Linked DNA regions of Homo sapiens: region 2 is linked to region 1. A link is a loop called in an ENCODE intact Hi-C map of the cell type or tissue named here. Cell type or tissue: CD4-positive, alpha-beta T cell. All regions are shown on one strand.

Region 1 (2,500 bases):
CCCATGAGATCAGGAATTCGAGACCAGCCTGGCCAACATGGCAAAATCCCATCTCTACTAAAAATAGAAAACTTATCTGGGTGTGGTGGCACACACCTGTAATCCCAGCTACTCGGGAGGTTGAGGCAGGAGAATCACTTGAATCCAGGAGGCGAAGGTTGCAGTGAGCTGATATCTGTCGTGCCACTGCACTCCAGCCTGGGCGACAGAGAGATAATACGTCTCAAAAAAAAAAAAAAAGAAAAGAAAGAAAATGAATCTCTTAATGAGATGGGAAAGGTTGATTTGTTTCCTATTGACCTTTGGCGGCTCTGGGAAGGGCACTCTGGTCAGGCCCAGGACAAGCAGGAGATTCATTCTAGCGGGGGGCACATATTAATCTGGAAACTGATTCCCTTAAAACTGGTCCTGCCGACACACCCCTGGGAAGGTTTGCATATACCACTAGGGGTATCCAAGCCATAGGCCATTAAACAGAGATGAAACTTGCCTTCCCATTCTTTAATATAGTGTTCTCAGAAAGGGAGAAATGTGGGCCTGAATGTTATTGTGACTTGCATAGTGACATTTCCAACCCTCCTCCTGCTAAGCCCCAGAGCCTTACATGCTGGACATGGGCAAGATAGGAACTCAAGTTACTTCCAGGTCTCCGTAAGTTTAGGACTGTGAAGAGGGCATCCTAATAGTCAAAAACATAAGTGTTGGCCGGGCACGGTGGCTCACGCCTGTAATCCCAGCCCTTTGGGAGGCCGAGGTGGGCAGATCACGATGTCAGGAGTTCGAGACCAGCCTGGCCAACATGGTGAAACCCCATCTCTACTAAAATACAAAAATTAGCCGGGCATGGTGGTGCGCACCTGTAATCCCAGCTACTCAGAAGGCTGAGGCAGGAGAATGGCTTGAACCCGGGAGGCGGAGGTTGCAGTGAGCCGAGATCGTGCCATTGCACTCCAGCCTGGGCATAGAGTGAGACTCCGTCTAAAAAAAAAAGAAAGAAAAAGAAGAAAGAGGCCGGGCGCTGTGGCTCACGCGTGTAATCCCAGCACTTTGGGAGGCCCAGGCGGGCAGATCACGAGGTCAGGAGATCGAGACCACTCTGGCTAACACGGTGAAACCCCGCCTCTACTAAAAAATACAAAAAATTAGCCTGGCGTGGTGGCGGGCGCCTGTAGTCCCAGCTACTCGGGAGGCTGAGGCAGAATAGCGTGAACCCGGGAGGCGGAGCTTGCAGTGAGCCGAGATCGTGCCACTGTACTCCAGCCTGGGCGACAGAGCGAGACTTCGTCTCAAAAAAAGAAAAAAACAAATAAATAAAAATAAATAAAAAAGACCCTAAGTGTTAGTTAAAGCAGCAGCCTAGATTCAGAATTAAGAAAACATGATTTTTATTTTTCCGTTTCATGGAAGCAGCAGCTGTCTACTGATAGTTCCTGCCGCCGGCCACCAGGTGGCAGAAGGGAACACAGTACCATAGCCCTGCCCCAGCGATCGCGCGGGCAGGAAGACCGGGTGGGAGGTAGGTGCGGCCGAGGCCTGGAGGCGAGGTAGGAGAGTAGGCTTAGGCTGTCAGAGGAAAAAACGGGCGATGTGAGGACTAAGTATGGATCTCAGGAGGGGACAGGAAATATTGAGAACACCACCTTACGGGTTCAGAATAAAACCGAGGGAATGAGGAAGAGGTTTAAGGAGACAGGCTAAATTGGGAAGAATTCACGGGGAATCAGAGGGTGGAGAGGGCGTGGGTGCCTGGAGATGCCTGGGAACAGAACGGCTGAGGGGACTCCATTATCTGTACTCTTCCCGGGGTGGGTCTAGGTCTGGCTCCTCCTGAGGTCGGTTGTCCACCTCAGGGGCAGGAGGCCAGGGGTTTTCTGGGGGCTGGGGTCCTGCCGGCCAAGGGTCGTCAGGCCGGGGAGGTTGAGGAGGATCCGTTCTAGGCGGTTCAGGGAGCCAGACTCCAGTTTCAGGCAGGTCTCTCCAGGGACGACTGGGGCGGGTAGGCGGAGGATCTTCAAAGAGAGGGGGTGCCCCTGGCCAAGGGTCACCGGGGACTGGGGGGCCCTGAGGCAATGTTGGGGAGCCTGCCTCCTCTCGGTCCTCTGCGGGTGGGTGAGAGGGGTGGCCCTCGCTGCCTGAGATGCCTGTAAAGGAGGAAGGAGAAAGGTAAGAGGTGGTGAGGGCTTCTCTCCCCAGCCCCACCCAGCCCCAGCCCCAGGAGGAGGAGCCTGTCTGGATGGACGCAGCCTGAACTGACCCACAAACAGACCAAAAAAGTCACTCTCAAAGAGCTCTCGGTAGGTTTGTAAATACTTAACTGATGGTAAAATGTCATGAACCCCTACCCCCGATGGATCTGAACCGTTCACTTGACCCACTTTAAACTGACCAGACTTCTCCAAATAAGCTCCATCCACCCCTGGTTGGGGTACCCCACTAGCTTTGTCCTCAGGCCAACCTGCAACCCAAAGTGGGTTACACCTTGGCCCCCAGGCACACAGAC
Region 2 (2,500 bases), 250 kb after region 1:
TACTTTGTTTTCAGTTCTGGATAGTATTCATGGGAGGAATATCCCACAATTTATCTCTTCTGTCCGTGACCTTTAGCTTGTTTCTGTTACAGACACTGCCACAATGAACATCCTGGGTCATCTCTCTCTGGTCCCCTGTGTGAGTTCCCCAAGATATGGATGTAGGAATGGGATTACTGTGCTTTTACCATGTGGTGTTATAGGATGTCAAATTGTTCTCTGAAGAGGTTGTATCAGCTCCCCGCTTTAAAATCTTCTTTGACATTTTACAGGTCAAGTTCTCTTCCTCCCCAACTGGCTGCTCCTCCTCAGTCCCCCTTCATTGGCTCCTTTTGCTGTAGATGCTGGAGCACTCTGGGGTGTTACTACCTTCCTAATCACTCCGGTGTCCTCCACTCTCAGGATTTTAAATATCATCTAGACACAGATGGCTCCCAAATATATATCTCTACATATTTCTATAATCAAAAAAATAATGGTACCAAAACAGGTACTCTGATATACTGCAGATGGGCCTGCAAACTGGAAATGTTTTCAGGAAAGGCAGTATGGCTATTTCTGTCCAAATTAAAAATGCATACACCCAGTAGTCCCACTTCTAGAAATGTGTCCAAAACACACCTGCATTCCTGAAAAATGACTGTATTCAGAATTATATGTTGCAACCCTGTTTGTAAAAGCAAAAAGAAAAGAAGAAAGAAAATGACAGATAAAAGAAAAAATAATCCAAATGTCTGTCACTAGGGGACTGGTTAAAAAAGCATTGCAAGCTGGGCACAGTAGCATTCACCTGTGAATACACTCTACTCCACTCTGGGTAACATAAGGAGGCCTCCCTTCTTAAGAAAACCCAAACAAGCACTGCATAGCTACACGGCAGAGTCTACAAACATTTAACACAAAAGAAGAAAGACATAGAAAACTCTTGATATTCCCTCATGAAGAAATAAAGCAAGGTGTAGAATAACATATAGAGTCTGCTAAAATTTGTGTGAAAAGGGACAAAGGATATATATGTACACATTTATATTTGCTTGCATATGCATAAAATATATTTGGAAGAATAAGCAAGAAGTTAATATCCTTGGTTGCCTGTTGGGGATGAGACAGGGTAAGAGAGAGACATTTTACCTTTTGAACATTTTGAATTTTGAATTTTGAACTATATCAAGAAATAAAAGATAATTCCTAAGGAGACCAAACAAACCCCCAAAAAATTCAAAATGAAAAACTTTTTAAAAACTAATGGAATTTTTTAACCTTTATCGAAATAAAATTTAAAAATTTTCTAAATATTATGTTATTCCTTTAACAAGGAGGTTTACCGCCATTTTAATTCAGTACGTTGTTTTCTTTTTAATTGCATGATCTTTCTTTACATCTGTCTTTTTTCCATTACAAGGTAAAATAACAGCATGATTAATTAAATGCAGTTTGTTTGGTGAAGGAAATTTTGTTCAAATCTTGGTCTAAGTGGGAAAGGGATTCTAGGGGATCCAGTGCAGCAGTTATGGGTTTCAGTATGCTCACGACGCCCTCCAGTGTTTGTGTGGGCTCATGGATGCCATATCTAGAAAACACTGGAATTCTCAAGCACACGTGACTGAAGCCATTTGCCAAATGTTCAAGGTCCTATTAATGGCCCATCTGAGTACTTGTCATACGCGGTCACCCTATCTTTGGATCAGAAGGTACACTCAGAGCTCCTAGTGTCACATCCCAGGCCCAACCTGCTGAGATTAGTCGAGGAAGGTCTGGAGGTCAGTGTCGTGAGGGGTGGGAAGACTGAGGGTGTGGGGGCCAGTTGTGGAGTGGCGGGAGCCCCAGGTGCTGTATGAAGCCGAGCCTCTGGATCACCCTGTGACCCCACATTTGGTCCCTTCCTGGGTGTCTTCCATTCCCAGGACTCCCAGGAAATAAAATGCTGCAAGAATGGGGTGGGGAGCTGTCCAGGGTGGGTCAGGTGTGGTCGCACTGATCCTACACCTCTGCCTCCCAGCCCACTCCCAGCCCTCTTCTGATATTAGAAACCAACACAGATTGCCTTAGGGTGGTGGTTCTCAAAGTGTGGTCCTGGGGGAAGCAGCATTGGCATCACCTGGGAACTTAGATATGCAATCTTCAGGGCCTGGCCTGGACCTACTGTATCAGAAACTCTGCATTTAACAAGCCCCCAGCAGAATTCTGCTTTTCAAATCAGATCTCTCTCTCTCTCTCTCTCTCTCTCTCTGTCTCTCTCTCTCTCTCTGTCTCTCTCTCTCTCTCTGTCTCTCTCTCTCTCTCTGTCTCTCTCTCTGTTTCAAGTCTCAATATTGAGTAGCTGTGACTTCTGGATAGTCAGGTGTCAGACACCCTTTCTTGCCAGGAGGCACCAGGCTCCTCAATCAGCTTAGTCTCATTCTTGGCCTGGCCCAGGGAAAGATGTTCACTTCCTGGATTCTGAGCAAAGCTCTCCTACCCTGGGTGCCTGTGGGGCTCCCACTTAGACCACAAAACAAAG

What was found. Peaks named below come from ENCODE experiments on the same cell type or tissue, not always from the same donor. Only the 100,000 strongest peaks of a DNase experiment are listed, where the experiment ranks them.
Region 2: it touches region 1 in a loop (11-fold over the local background); 13 of 110 quality-filtered maps call a loop at or near these places.

Annotation. Positions count from the first base shown.
Region 1 is chr6:31,136,166-31,138,665 of GRCh38, forward strand. PSORS1C1 (psoriasis susceptibility 1 candidate 1) reads left to right here. Exons shown (of 6, transcript NM_014068.3): 4 at 2,265-2,294; 5 at 2,491-2,500. PSORS1C2 (psoriasis susceptibility 1 candidate 2) reads right to left here. Exons shown (of 2, transcript NM_014069.3): 2 at 1,369-2,141. The coding sequence ends at 1,786. Among named protein-coding and RNA genes, the nearest start is that of PSORS1C2, 1.6 kb to the right of the region's middle. RefSeq lists an enhancer at 1,421-2,401. In CD4-positive, alpha-beta T cell, CTCF peaks have their summits at 1,417 (motif pointing right) and 1,619; DNase peaks (open chromatin) are centred at 1,476 and 1,896; H3K4me3 peaks cover 400 bases.
Region 2 is chr6:31,387,682-31,390,181 of GRCh38, forward strand. It overlaps LOC124901300 (a long non-coding RNA gene), which reads left to right. Exons shown (of 3, transcript XR_007059542.1): 3 at 93-177. Among named protein-coding and RNA genes, the nearest start is that of MICA-AS1, 12 kb to the right of the region's middle. In CD4-positive, alpha-beta T cell, no CTCF peak of the experiment used is centred here; no DNase peak of the experiment used is centred here.